Regions from separate parts of the Homo sapiens genome. Here all the other regions are linked to region 3. A link is a loop called in an ENCODE intact Hi-C map of the cell type or tissue named here. Cell type or tissue: Panc1. All regions are shown on one strand. Links, peaks and the distances in the headings refer to the core of each region. The heading gives the core; the rest is flanking DNA.

Region 1 (5,054 bases), core at 333-4,332, 640 kb after region 3:
ATGCCAATGTGACTGTATTTGGAGACAAGGCTTTTAAAAAGGCAACTAAAGTTGAATAAGGTTATAAGGATGTGGCTCTACTCCAGTAGAATTCGTGTCCTTATAAAAAGTGGAAGAGACATCAGAGAGCTCTCTTTCTTCATGAGCACATGAAGAGGATACATGAAGACAGCAAGAAAGCAGTAATCTGTAAGCCGAAAGAAAGAGTTCACCAAAAACACTGAACTTACCAGAACCTTGGCTGTCAAGTTCTAGCCTCCAAAATGGCCAGAAAATAAATGTCACTTGTTTAAGCTACCCAGTTGGTGGTATTTTGTTATAACAGACTGAGCTGACTAATATATGCAGCCATTGCTAATTTTTCTTACTAAGGATCTAAAGTTCACAGAATTGATTGATCATAATTATTGGTTCATACTCACTGTTACCAGTTGTCATTGCAAGGTCATCTTCTATTTTATGTGTTTATTTAACTGGAGCACTAGACTATTACCAGTAACTTACCTCTCCTCATATGTTCCCTACCTATATTGTCTCCCAAAGTTCTAATATTTATTTTTAAAATTCTCTTGCATTTTCTTTTTTCCTTTGTGTTTTCTTTTTAGTTTTGTTACTAAATAACATATTAGTTTTTTTCTACTACATGTTAACTCCTTAAACTCACTTTTTTTCAGTCAATATTTTCTTAAGTTTCATCCATGTTATTGGTTTCATTGTGGCTCATTTTCGTTGTTGTATAATATTCTCTTTGCTCAATACATCAACGTGTATTAATGAGTTCTGCTAGTGAAAATTTTGTTCTCCGTGCTTTGCTATAATGAATAATGGGCTATAGACACTTTTTTTGCATTATTTTGTGGTACATATGTGCCAAAGTTTGTCTTAGATATATTCTTGTGGGCTTTATTGCTACATCATAAGTTTTGCAAATATTTAGTTTTGCAATATAATTTTAAAATATTTTCCAAAGTGTACCAGTTAGCATTACCACAAATAAATGAGAGCTTGTGAATATATACCTTCCACACCACATGCAATCGTCAAACTTATTTTTTCCAACCAATTGACCATAAAATGGAATAAATGGTGGTCTTGGTTTAAGTTGCTTTGCTTATTAGTGAGATTAAATTTCTTTTCATATGTACTTATTTATGTTATGTATGTTTTTCTTTGATGGTATACTCATTCATGTCTTTTGACCATTTATTGCCTTAAATTTTTTGTACAGATTTTACAAATGCTTTATGTATTCATTATACTAATCTGTTGTCACTCCATATTTCAAAATATCTTCTCCAAGTTTAAATGTTTTTACTTTTTCGATTGTCATTAGAAAATAAACTGAAGGCAGAACAAAGACTAGAAGCCATATTCTTTAACCTCTACTTCCTCTCTCGACTCAGCAGGTGAGAACTTTTGATTTTGAAACTTCAGCTTCTTTATTTGCACTTCTCAACAATTCTCATGTATCTTTTTTTTTTTTTTTTGCTTTCTGGTAATTAACTTTCATATCATAATAAAAATGTGTTTTGTATTATAACTATGTATGTCTTATGCAAATGCTAAAGTCAAATCATAAATTTCATATTGTTAGCATAACAACATATTGTTGGGAATACAGAAACTATTGTACAAAATACTTTGTAAACTTTGTACTGTGCTTTTCTGAATGCTTATAGGTTTAAGATTATTCTATCACTGTATAATATGAAATGGCATAGTAGAGTGGTTACATAGTGAATATAACTAAAGCACTTTAAATATCTCTTTAAAAACTGTTCCTGGCAGTCTTATTAACAGAAGTTATACATATCCTGGACCTCTTAGGCATATATATTTTTAAATAATTATAACACACAATTATTGAAGAACAAGAGAAAAAATAAAAAAAGAGGCGCTACGGGAGGAAATTATCATTCCAAGTCTGAAACATTGATAGCTGAAGTCATTTATATGCTTTCCTGAAGTCATCTCAGCTAGTCAATTTAGTGGGTAATAATTTCAGAAACATAGTGTTTTTTTCTTTTTTTCTGTCAAAGGTCCATTTAGATGAGATCAGGCACGTTCAGGGTGGTATAACCGTAGACTTATTGAACTACACTCTTCATTTACCAGCGAGTTTTATAGAATTAACATAGAACTACTTAAAAATTTTCATTCGCCACTGAATTAACAAAGTTCGTTTACTCTCTAACCCTCTAACAAAAACATTTTATCATGTATTTTGCACCTAGAAGATTCCTAGTTTTCTTTGTAGTTAGACAGACATGACTCTATTACTCTGTGATTATAATAGTTTGGAAGTTATGTTTTCTAAAATATCTTAATAATAAGTTAAAACTGAGTTATTTTAAATGATTAGTTAATAAAATTAACAATGGATACAATATTCGAAGGAAATAAAATGCCACACTTCTTTGCATTATGCTGTGGTTAAATAAAACTAGAAAACTGATAGAATTATCTAGTAATATTTCCGCACATTCATACTTATTGAATAAAATTCTACTTCGGGGTTTTCTGTAGTTGCTTCTCAAAGAAACTGTAGTTGGAAGTGATTATGCAGAGCTATGGGCATAATACGTTCAGATTACTAACTGAAATCAGGAGTGAGAAATGAGATGTGTACTACAATTACTCTGTACTGTACAGTCTGTCTAGACATGCTGGCACAAAACTGCTGCTTAAACATATAATTATTAAGAAAGGCTCCCTTAATTTTTCAAGATATTTAGAAATTAATTGAAATTGATAAAGACAACAAGACATGGTAGCACTTTGAAGTGGAATTACCTAAATTAACAAGTTACATTTATGCTGAGATGGTCAGAATGGATGTGCAATTTTTACATGAAACATATATCAGCAATTATAGCTGTTTCTGTTCCATCACTGTTTAATTTTCTGTTCTCAGTCATGTATATTTATCCCTTGCCCAACACCTAAAAAATGCTAAGAATCCGGGAGGCTTTATGCAGACCTAGTTTTCTGAACACAAAACAGGAAACTATCTCAAATGCTCTTAGTTGATCCATCTTTGTGTTCCAAGCACAATGCCTCGAAAATCCACCTGCTGGAAGTCGGGTGGTGTATGCAAAGGGATGTCATGGTAATTTGAAAACTTTTGAATACAGAATAGAGGCTTTTCCTGACTTCAAGCTCACCACACTGGTTTGTTTGGCTCATTACATGCCAAAACTTTTGATTGATGTGCTCATTTCAGTCACGGGTAATTTTAACTCATATATTAAGTAGCTGCTGCTTCCACTCCATTATAGTTCCTTGTATGGGGCAAATCAGAGCTCGGGTCTTGTCTGTATTGGGCTGACCTAGAGCCATAGTGTGCTTTTGTTTGGATTTAAGTAGGAGGCAAGCTAATATTTCAAAACTAGCAAACGTTTACAATCTCTGCTTTTCTTAATTGTAGGGATCCCTGTGGTAAAGAGCTTTTTATTGCTACCACATAGCTCTTTGGGAGTCCCAACGAAGCCAGAAATGATGTTAAAGGCTTCCTAAAGACATAGAAATTCTTTTTAAATGTAGGAGATTTAAGTGGATTAATACAATGTAACCAATTCTGGCAACATTTCCTCCCCTCTTATCTGTTTTTATTTGTGGAAGTCATTGTGTCTTAATAGTAATTTTTGGTTGTGTAACCCAGTATCTGCAGTACATTTGGGGACTGAGCACGCTTCAGTGCATTACCAGTTTACCATTCATTCTATACAGAATAGGACTTTAATAGGAATCACCACATAAATGGTAGCTAGTGATTTACATTTCTGTAAAATTTTAGGTTCAGTATTAATTTACATCAGCCTGCATAGAAAAATATAAGAATCATTTATTCATATCAGTAACCCTGTCTTTCTTTGAAACTCCTACCTATTCATTATAAATAGCAGAATTAAAATGAGACATTAGGCCAAACTAGTCAGTTAAACACATAAACTTTAATTACAATTGACTTGTTTGATTTAAATTCAAATAACATTATTATTACCATTATGTTATTGTTATAGCACACAAATATGATTTACATTGAAACAAAGCCCTTTCCCCTAATAGAGCTTGAAGAATCTTTCTGGAAATAAATAAGATACACTAAAATGCTCATTTAAAAAATTTGGGTGTATCTCAGAGGATGTGTAATCTGTTAAATATACCAATGATAACAGCAAACACTTTGTAAACTATATAATCCAGGTTACAATCAACAAATACCTAATATGTGTACAAGAAAAACTAGTTTGAAAAAGGCAAAAATGGTTTATATTTTATAAATTGCTCAGAGGAAAGAAACAAATTAGGCTAGAAGCAGTAATTCAGAGGTATATAAGAAGCCTCTTTAAATATTTTGGGGGTCAGTAATTGGTACAAGTGTACATGTCAAGCTAAGCAACGTTCAAATCCTCTTCTCATTGAATCAAATAAAATGAAATTGCCCACGGAAATAAGGGTTGTAAACTTTGTATTATTTTGCTGTTGTATTGTATTATTTTAACTCATGGGATACTTAAGACAGAGTTGCACAATCCAAGATACTGGAGACTTGGGAATGACCTAGTTTTAGATGCCAGTCTGGACAAACCAGACCAAATGAGCATTTTCTTCCTGGAAGTTGGATAAATACATCTTTATGTGTATTTAAGCTTGTGTTACTCAGGAAGGAACTAATTTAGATTTTAAAATAATTTATTTTTAAAATTTATCTGTAAATAAAAATTAGTCTGAAAAAGGGCTGAAAAACTAAGGACCATAAGCCCAATCCGGTAAGCTTCTTGTTTTTGTAAATAAAGTTTTATTTGAACATATTCATGTACATATTATCTGTGGCTTCTTTTGTGCTATAAAGGCAGTGTTGAATTATTGAGACTGTATGGCTACCAAAACCTACATATTTACCATTGGGCCCTTGAAAAATAATGTCTACCAGCAGCTGATTTAGAATAAATATCTTATGTTAAAATATAAAGGCCATTAATCATAAAGTTTGAATGTTTAAAAAATATTTCAGTATTTTCAAATAGAGCTAAAGTAATAATATAATTAAA
Region 2 (5,054 bases), core at 333-4,332, 830 kb after region 3:
AACTTTCCAGACCTAAGCAAGATCTGATCTCCAACTACTTTGTCTGGGTATCTAGGTTTTGGCCACATTATCTTCTTTTTGTCACTCTGACGCTACAAATATAGTCTACCTTTTCTTCCCCAGAGCTTTTTCTACTGCAGAGACTCTCCTTTAGGTCCTGAATAGTTTAATCTGGATCTCCAAGTAGCATGTTCGTTTAGTTTCTCAGATCTAAGGTCTCAATCTGAGTATTTCCCTCCTTCAATCTCATTCAATGTTAGTTTCTTCATAAAACTAAACACTCTCTGAGATTACTTTGCTGATTTATTTATTTGTTATTTATTGAACATCCCCTCACCTCAGCCAGCACACAAGAACAGATAAAATATTTTTCATTGCTGTCCCAGAGCTGTGAAATGTCTTGTTTCATGGTAGGTTCTGAATAAATATTTGTTATATATGCAAATAAATAATTCTTATATTTGTTTCTAATAATGTGTTTCTCAAAGACTTTGAACCATGTAATAGGCATAATGCCATAAATTCTCATTCAAATTCTTCAGAAAGGTAATTATAAGAAATCTTTACTTATTTTTTACAGATAGTGCAGATACACTAAGTGATATTTCATGAAGTGCATTCGAGGCAAAGGCAAGGGCAAAAAAAAAAAAAAGAAAAATGAGCCAGCCCTTACACTTTATTCTAATAATTTTAAAATTCTATTAGAAGTTATACTCATTCTCATTTTCTGTTGTTATTTTTCTTCTCCACTCAAATGAATTCATTCAAATGTTTGAAAAGTTTCAAATGGTTTTTGAAAAAGTGCCTCAGTAATAGTAAACATGGATAAACACTATAACCAAGAAGAAGATAAAAAGAAATTCTACAGATGAGAAACAATGTCAGTCTTTTCTTATAGCAGCCATATGGATTTGGGAGGTGAAATAATTTTGAAATTATTAAAAACTTTTAAATATTGATAAATCTGTTTCACAAAGCAACACATGATGTTCGTCCAATTCTCTTTACTTAATGCAGGTAAGAAATTGTGTAACATTAAACAAAATATTTTAGAAATTAAAATATCAAATTTGATTCATGATGCAATGAAAGATTATACTCTTAAAAGCAGTGGTGAGTTTCAGTGCGAAATCTCGAAGTCACTCATTAATACAGGTTTTCTACTAATGTGTAACTTTATACTAAATATTACTTTTTTAAATTTTCAATACTCTTTGGAGGGTGTTAACTGAGTTTATTTGTGTCCAAACACTTTCTTTTACTCTTCTGATCAGAAGTATCTCTGTTAGCAATATATATTTATCTTTTTTATATAATTCTGAAGTAGAGAATCTGTTAAATGAATGTTCTCACCATCTGGCATCCTTTAAATTTGCAGCAGTAAAATTAGGAATTGACCAAATTTATAAAGATTTAATAAGCCTGCACACTACTTTATCTCTCTAAAAAGCATGAATAAATACAGCAAGGAACTGTATCATTTTTTTGAGGAAACAATTTCAGTAGGACTTTATACCTACTGCTGAAATAATTTAGTTACTGATAGAAAATTACTTCAGTAAATGTGTTCATTGAATCTCCTGTCTGTAGATGAAATCATAAAATGATTTATTAAATAAATCAGTATGTTATGTATCTGAAAATGAATATTTAAAAATAAGATCAAAACAAAATCAAAGCTATAGCCAATACTTGTAAGCACTATGTGCCACGCACTACTAAATTCTTCTCATTAGTTAATTTTAGTAATTAGCTTCATTAATTTACTCCACTTAATGTCCTGGCAAGGTATAAACTATTTTTATACCCAGAGAGTAGTGCTTAGAGATATTAAATAAGTTTATCTCCCCAAGCCATATAGCTGGTAAATTTTGAAATTAGCATTCGGACCAAGGCAGTCAGGCTCTTTGGAGCACAAGGTCCTGACTATTATGCTGTACTGCCTCCCAATGGAAGTTCTAGGTTTCCAGCACATATGGATTTATCCATTATAGCATATTAGAAGATCATGATCTTTGGAATTAGGCATAAGTTCTCAAATAGCAGTTCTGCTGTTAACTAGTTTTCATAATTTTGAAGGTCTCTAATCTTTCTGAGCTTTGTTTTTTGGTCTGTAGTAAAAAAAAAAAAAAAAAAAAAAAAAAACAACTTTCCCTCCTCTCAAGCATTATCATGAGAATGAAAGATTTTTACATAATAAGAAGTGTCCAGCACTGTATTTGACAGAAGCCTGGTGATTAATAAATGTTAATTTTTATTCCTTACTTCTTAATTTGACAAAGAATACATATAGAAGTCAGAGTGTGTGCCATAGTAATCATATGTAATTTTAAGGACTAGAAAAGTCAATAAATGTCATCTGTTAAACAGGCCTGACTTCCTAAAAAATCTGAATGTTCCTTTGACTGAGAGTAAGAAACTATCACCAACAACAGGAAGGTACCCAAGCTTGTCTCATAGGTTTTACTCTGACATATCCTTCACAGAGAGGTGAAACATGTTTAATCTATATTTAGAAGTAACTTCCAGGTTATAAGTTCTAACTGATAGCAGTTCTGGGTTTGTGTCAGTGGCAGCTTTTCAGAACATAAGGAGAAAACCATGGAGCAGACCTGCATGGCATTAAGAAATAATCAGCCTACTGAAAATGGCTATGCAGCTTTTACTCAGCAGAAGAACACTGCATGTATGGGGTGAGTGGGGACTGAAAATTAACCCATATTTCATGTGCTAAAGCCTCCAATTATGCTCTGGAAATAGACAACCATCACATGAAAAGGAAGATCGGTGAATGCTCTAATACATCCTCATCATCCCTTACATGCACAAAAATCACTAGGTAGTCAGGCACTCAGGAATTCAGAACCATGTGTGTTTTTGCACTTAGCCCTAGTTGTACAAATATGTGTTTTAGTTAAAATTATTTTTGGTGTGATACACTAATAATTAATACTTAATATGGAAAATTACTCAGAGATAGCTAAATTACTCAGAGATAGCTATAATTATGGTGAAGTTATTTTCAATATGGTATTTGCATATATGCATAAACATTATTCTCCCCAAAATAAGTTTTATCTTATCTATTCCATCTTATAAATTATTGGGTCAATTAATATGTATTTTTCTTGATTTTTCCGGTGCTATAAAATGTTATTTTCAACATGTTTTTAATGTTTGATAAGCACGCACCCATATTGTTATATCATAATTTATTGTTATGGTTTATCATTGAATTTTTTTCTTACATGTTGATAAAAAGCAGAATTTGGGTTAAGAATATGGTCATTTTAAGTTTTCTTTATTTGTCTGATTTAAATAAATAGCCAAATTGCACTTTACAATTGCTGTACTCTTTTACAAAGTCAACAGAAATCTATCAGAAAGTCATTCCACCACAGTCTCATAAAACCTTGATATGGTATTCTTTTGTGTCTTCAAAAATCGACAAATGTTGTCTTATTATAATATTAATTCTATACTATTATATTAATTTTTCTTCAGAAGAAATCATTTGCTTATCTTTATTTGCAAATTATCGAGTCATGTATTTCCTTCTATTGGGATGTTCATCTTCTTAAAAAGTTTGGAAAGCACTCTTAATCTGTTTTGGGGAAAACATTGAAATAAATAACGGAATGAAAGAACAAAAACAATAAAAATCTTAGCTAGAGCGAGAAGTATTTTTATGAGTTAAACCATCTGTATCTCTGCAACTCAGACGATCATATAGAACATTTCCAGCACCCCACAAGCCACACTTTCTCATCTTTCATTCACTTGTGTCACCAAAAGTAATCACTATTTTGACTTCTACCACCACAGAAAGATTTTGCAAATTTAAAAATTTTAGATAAGATAAATCATAGTGTTTGGCTTCTTTGCTCCATATTTTCTATGCAATTGATCTAAGAATTTGCTAGAAGTAATAATTCATTTTTAAAATTACTATGTATAGAAGGATTATTTTACTACTCTTAATTACTTTATTTTATTTTATGAACTGACTATAATATATATTCTACTCTTTATAGACATTTCTATTTATTCCATTTATTATACAAATGTTTTTATACTTTACATTTTCTCTAGGTGTTATAACTTCAGTGTTATATTTTAAAAGTTGTTTATTATATGTTGAAATAGATTTTCGTTTTCATGTAACCAAAGTATTGATTTTTATATCTTAATTTCACAAAAAGACAAGTTATTGTCTTCTTTTTTATTTCTAACAGTTTTTCAGTCATTATTCTGGATTTTCAAACATGATATATATTTCTTGAGAACAATTTTGACTTCGTCTTACTAAATTTCTACATTTTTCTCTAGTATCATTTTCGTGACTTGAAACATTTACTATTGCTTTAACTTAAATAAGAATTTTTCTGGCATTAATTTGCTATGCATGATGATCATGTTGGATTTGAAATATAGTCATTTTTTCAAAGAAAGGTACACACCTATTGTTTGAGTTATTAATTTAAAAATCTGGAATGAATAGTTTATTACAAGATTTTTCAGCTTTGTGAAAGTGTTATTATAGTTTTTACAGATGGATAAATAAATCCGATAGTTTCTAATATTATATCATACTTACATTTCTAGAATGATCCCTATTTGCTCTAAATGAATTAATGCTATGCAGCTATATTACATCTGCAATACTTGTATTTAGCATTTTATATTGTCATTCAAAAGCAAAATTGGTCTTGTTTCACCTCCATTCTTAAAATTTTTTGGCCTTAAATTTTGGAGACTCAGAATAATGAATGTAAGATATTTCCTCCTTCTTCAGGCTTTAGAATTTCTAACCCTCATTATGTGGTTATCTGTTTTGACAATTTAGTAAAATTTATTCGCCAAACTGCTTGCCATTTATGCTCACAGGAAGAAAAGAACCCTCACATAATGTTCTATTCTTTCCATGATCACAGGCCAATTTTTTTCTGGCTCTCCTATAGAAAATTATAGACATATATATTTTCTCAGAATATTGTTTTTTTCAACCAAGATTTTCAAATTTATTTGAGCATTATTTAACAAATTCCAACGTC
Region 3 (5,054 bases), core at 450-4,449:
GATACTGATTTTTAGGTTTTTCAAACTTCTCTTCTTTCTTTTGTAGTATCTAGATATATTGACAAAGAATTCGGAGCATTTAAATAAAAATAAATGACAGTCAAGAAGACAGTGTTCAGCATACAGTATATGATTAATATATAAATTTACACTCGACTGTATTTGACTAATGATAAAGCATATAGACCTATTTGTACATGAAGCCACTGACATAAAAATTATCAGTATACAAAACTTTCTCATTTTAAAATAACATAATGGTGAACTTCCTCACACCATTACAATTTATTTTAGCTTCATTTTATGATTTAAGCATATTATTTCTAATCAATTATTTTTAATAATGCGATGTGTTTGTATATAAAGTGAATTCAAAAGGAACTTGTCTTCCTGAGCAATACCAAATAGTGTATGAGACCAACACCTGTGCGCCAAAGCAATAATTCTGAAAACTAGTTTTACATTTTTATGCATTCATTGTACAACTAAGTTGATAGCGTCGTCCACATATATTTAGTGAATTTTAAGTAAATGGAAACAGAGACTAAGACCTTAATATTTCAATTTTATATCCCCTCTGTTGCAACATCTATAATAAATGTATAGTGGAAAGATGAAAAACGCCTCTCTTCAGATACTAAGGAGATATACCCAATTTTAATGCATTTTGTATTATTTATTTGTATAATTACCAATAATCACATGACTGTACATGTAGGGAAATGTCCAAATTCAAGACACATTCTAAATGAGGGTACACCTGCTATTTTGTTTTAACTTGTTACAATACTAATATTTACCTCACTGTTTAACTCTGGGAAATATTCTCTGATTTTAAGAGAGAAATAGGAGTAAATTATAATGACTTCAGGGAATAAGTTCTATGAATTTTCAAATGAAAGAAAAGGTTATACTGTGTGTGTCTAGTATTCAGGCCATTCGAGGGCAAAGGGACAATTGGAGATTTCAGTATGTTACAAATCCAAGACTGTCAAACTAAATAGTTAACAACAATGAAATCAAAGGGCTGTTTCTGAACCCACTACTTTTGTACTTATCATCAAAATGCATTCACAGCTGGCAAATGTGAAAATGCAAGTTCATCACAGAAAAAGGGTAATTTAAACTGAATTAGAAAAGGTACTGTGCAGAAGAAATTGATTATAAGCAGAAAAGAAGCATTATGTCTTAGTTAACAGATATTACAGAAAATTGGATTCTGTGATTTCAGTCAAAATATAAACAATCTTTCCACTGTGTAGGAAAATCATTTACATATTTACATTAACATGATTTATGTAGTGTATATAAAATATTTATTTGCAGTCTAATGTAAAAAATGTGCATAACCTAAACTCATTAAAAACATATTAATTCATGAATTTTTCTAAGCTCAGATTTAGCTGAAAGTATAGGAAGTCAGAGGTCAGAAATCAAACCATAAGTCAAGAATTTATTTTGTGCCTTTGTAAAATTTCACACACTTTTGTGAAGTCAGATAAATAAAGTTCAGAAGATTACAATTATAATTCTTTAAGTACAATTTCCAAGTTAATTTCAGACAGTTTAACAAATAAAAATATAATTTATATCTAAATTATGAGTCCACTTGAATATTATTGCTGAGGTACCACTGAAATTTTCTAATCACCTAAAATATTAAAAAGTGTTCAGTCAAATTACTCTTTTTTTAAGTAATATTAAAATAACAAAATGTAGCTAGGAAAATGTAGCACTTTATACCTGAAATCAAGTAGCACATGTTCGGTGCTCTTAGTGGATTTTTTTTTTTTCAAACTTGATTTTGCATGGGGAGGCTCTTTTCTTCCATTACTTCCAGTTCATTTTGCCATAAATCACCAGGATTGATAGGATGAACTGGCTTAAATTATTCAAATTACTTCTACATGCTTCCATGGTTTCTCATGTTGTAATTTTTAAGCTCTTCACCCAGAGGATTTTTAGGTATCAAGATCTGTGATAATTCAGCGACCACCAGGGGGCAACAGGACCTCTGGGTGTCCTGGACAATCAAGTCCACCCTGTACAAGGTAAAGATGAGTTAGTTGTGAAATTGTATGTGTGTGTATTTGTGCATGTATATATACATATATATTATGAATATATAATATTTGTCTCATTGATTACTTTTAAGTTTCTTTTTCTCTCGGTACCTATGCCAGGCTACAAAATGCCTTCATAAAAATTTGTGAGATGTCCTATGACCTATTTTAGTCCATAGAGGCCAAGTTAAATGAATAGGCTCAAAGGCACATTAGAAGGTGAATTATACTATGGAAAAGCTTGCTCCAGTTTTTGTTTTTGTTTTTTTAACTAACCCGAAGAATTTTGAGTTTCCAGAGTGACCTCAGATACTCTCTTCCTTAGTCTGTTCCCACTTATCTTAGTCTTTTACCCAAAGAACAGGGCCAGGCTGGGATGGAGCATGCTCTGGGACTTAACAGTCCAGAGTTTTTAAGGATCCTCTGAAGTTCCCAGAGAACTTTCTAGGCTGAGGAGTATTTTAGACACCACACCTCATCCTAATCTTCTGCCGTGGTTAATACTAAAAATGAAATTCTGTCAAAACTTGCCTGACTAATCTCAAAAAGGTCTAAGAAGAGGTCTAAAAAATAATGAGTTTCTATGTATGGTAATAATTTGGAATTTCTGTTTTAGAGAAAGAAATGCGGGAGTAGTGCCCCCTAGTTGTGAAATTGTAAAGCTGTGGACATTCTCTCCATGGAGGAAGGGTAAAATTCTATACATACCAGAGGTGATGTCTTATAATACCTCTAGACTTGGCATGCAGTTGTTCTCTTTGAAGAAAAGACAAATTTATATAAGAGACAAGGACTTTCCTGGGAGGAGAGGATCCCAAACCTATCCCATTTGAGTTTTAACAGTATTAGAAGCTCTGAAAGATAAGAATGGTTCTGACTGAGAAAGAAATGAGCCCAAGTATCACAAAGAAGTGCTTACTGTAAGGGAAATACAATTGAGCTTAAAATTTACTGGGTGAAGACATTTGCTGATATTCAAAGGCCTTGGAACCCAGCAACCTAGCTATGGTATTTATGCTGATTATGCAAGTATGAACTAAAAGAGCTGTACCATTTTAGCTCAAAGGTGAAGTGACATTATAGCATGGAGGGATCTATATAACAAGGTATCATTGTAGTAATACTAAGTACAGCCAATTTTTAAAAGATATATGATATGACAGTGATGTAACTAAAGTCAGTAGTGCACTGAACATTATAATCATCTGGACAAAATATGATCCCTTTCGACTGAGTGTATGCCTAGAGATTCTCAGGAGGAATTAAGGAGAGCAGAAGCCCTCAAAAGAGAGATGCTAGATTTGACCATTTCGACAAGCAAACTTAAAAAAGATAAGTGACTGTATTTCTTCTTGATAATGTGGATCAAACTGATTAAAGATTCACAATCTGTCATAAGATTCCAGAGAGAGAATGGTGACCAAAACCTCTATCAAAAGTAGGCTTTTCATGTATTTATTAAATACAAAAAGGCACTAGGGACATACGCAGATGAATAAATCATAACCCAATACACAAAAGACCTAACACCCATCATGATGCCTTTGTGACTCATGTTTCTTTTTGAAAACAGGGAGAATATCATATACTTAGAGAAATAGGTAACCATTCAGTTTTTCTGTGTTGATTTCAACAGTGATGATATCTTTATAATTGCACTATTGACCATAAACTGCAAGAAAATTCAATGCACAGTAAGGATTTTTATCATCTGACTTGTCTAAAGTTGTTTTCTTTTCCCCTCCCTGCACTCATATCAGACAGAAAATTTCATAAAAATTTTACATCATCTCAGATTCTATGAGCTTATTATTATCATTGTTTGGTTTCATAGGCTCATTGCTGTAGATAAGCTACAGAATTAACCTGCCACATTCTCTATTTGATTTTAGATTGATGAAATGACTGAGGTCAATCTCAGTTTAATTAAGTATTTTAATATCTGATAGTCACTCTTTCAGCAAGCTTTTAACAAGCAGGCTTTGGTTGCAAAGTCTGTGAAACTTAAAAACATGAAAATTCTGGCAGAAATTTCCTTCATTTAAAGATAGATGATAACCATAAAAGACAAAACCTACTTTATCTACCTCACAAGTACAGAGAAAAGAGAAATTATCCTGCATTTCAATAAGAAGTACAAGATCTCTTATGAGAGTTCTTTAAGATCTCAACTTGAAATTAATTTTTCTATACTATCATATCTTTGTCTTTATTTTAACAAATTATAATATATTTGCATATACCTTTGATTTAAACTTTTGAGGGAACAATTACTTTCTAAGTTTTAATAAAGAAATGCAGTACAATAATTACATGCATATTCTTAGGTACTTTTGAGAAAGTCCAGTGGATTATCACGTTTTAGATAAATGGTAGTTGTGTCCATTTTAGAGAATTGGCAGCTCTGGCCCAATCAGTTATACTTGGTCAGAAGGCTATAAAACAGGGAGCGGAATGATACTGAATGAAAAGGAAAGGAAAGTAGTAACACATTAGAGTCCATGTTAGAGTTCTACCTAGTCAAATATCTTAAAATATGATGAATATTTAAAAACAAATGCCCTACACTTAGCCATTTTAATTTTTAATCAAGGTTAAGACTTAAATAGATAAATTTTTTGATCAGAGAATGAAAGTATGAATTTTATATAAATTGTACTGCTAGAGCTATATTATAAATATATCTTTAAAGTTATAGTTAAAACTTGACTAAGATAGTGTATTCTGTGTACCATTGTACGAAATGTGTAATTTTGCAGTTTTATGCTTTATAGATTAATCCGAAATGTATTCTCTAGTAATACTTGTAATTCAAAATGTAAAATTTTCAAGGCTTACCATTATAAGGCATTTATCTCAATGCTAAAGTAAATAGTTAAAATGTATTTCTCTAATGGTGTCTGATTCATCATAAACATAGATCCAGAAATATTTACCTATTCAAATACACATATCTATCATTTCCAAGGTCTATGTGATGCATAGATTTTA

Evidence for each region. A loop is a pair of places that touch in the nucleus more often than their neighbours do. Peaks named below come from ENCODE experiments on the same cell type or tissue, not always from the same donor. Only the 100,000 strongest peaks of a DNase experiment are listed, where the experiment ranks them.
Region 1: it touches region 3 in a loop (3-fold over the local background); 8 of 110 quality-filtered maps call a loop at or near these places.
Region 2: it touches region 3 in a loop (2.9-fold over the local background); 6 of 110 quality-filtered maps call a loop at or near these places.

What each region holds. Positions count from the first base shown.
Region 1 is chr6:94,062,860-94,067,913 of GRCh38, forward strand. No RefSeq gene overlaps it. Among named protein-coding and RNA genes, the nearest start is that of TSG1, 360 kb to the left of the region's middle. In Panc1, for the core only: no CTCF peak of the experiment used is centred there; no DNase peak of the experiment used is centred there; H3K27ac peaks cover 231 bases.
Region 2 is chr6:94,252,940-94,257,993 of GRCh38, forward strand. No RefSeq gene overlaps it. Among named protein-coding and RNA genes, the nearest start is that of TSG1, 550 kb to the left of the region's middle. In Panc1, for the core only: CTCF peaks have their summits at 1,945 and 2,145; no DNase peak of the experiment used is centred there; H3K27ac peaks cover 1,406 bases.
Region 3 is chr6:93,421,790-93,426,843 of GRCh38, forward strand. No RefSeq gene overlaps it. Among named protein-coding and RNA genes, the nearest start is that of EPHA7, 4.8 kb to the left of the region's middle. In Panc1, for the core only: CTCF peaks have their summits at 1,956 (motif pointing right), 2,718 (motif pointing left) and 2,919; no DNase peak of the experiment used is centred there; H3K27ac peaks cover 1,936 bases.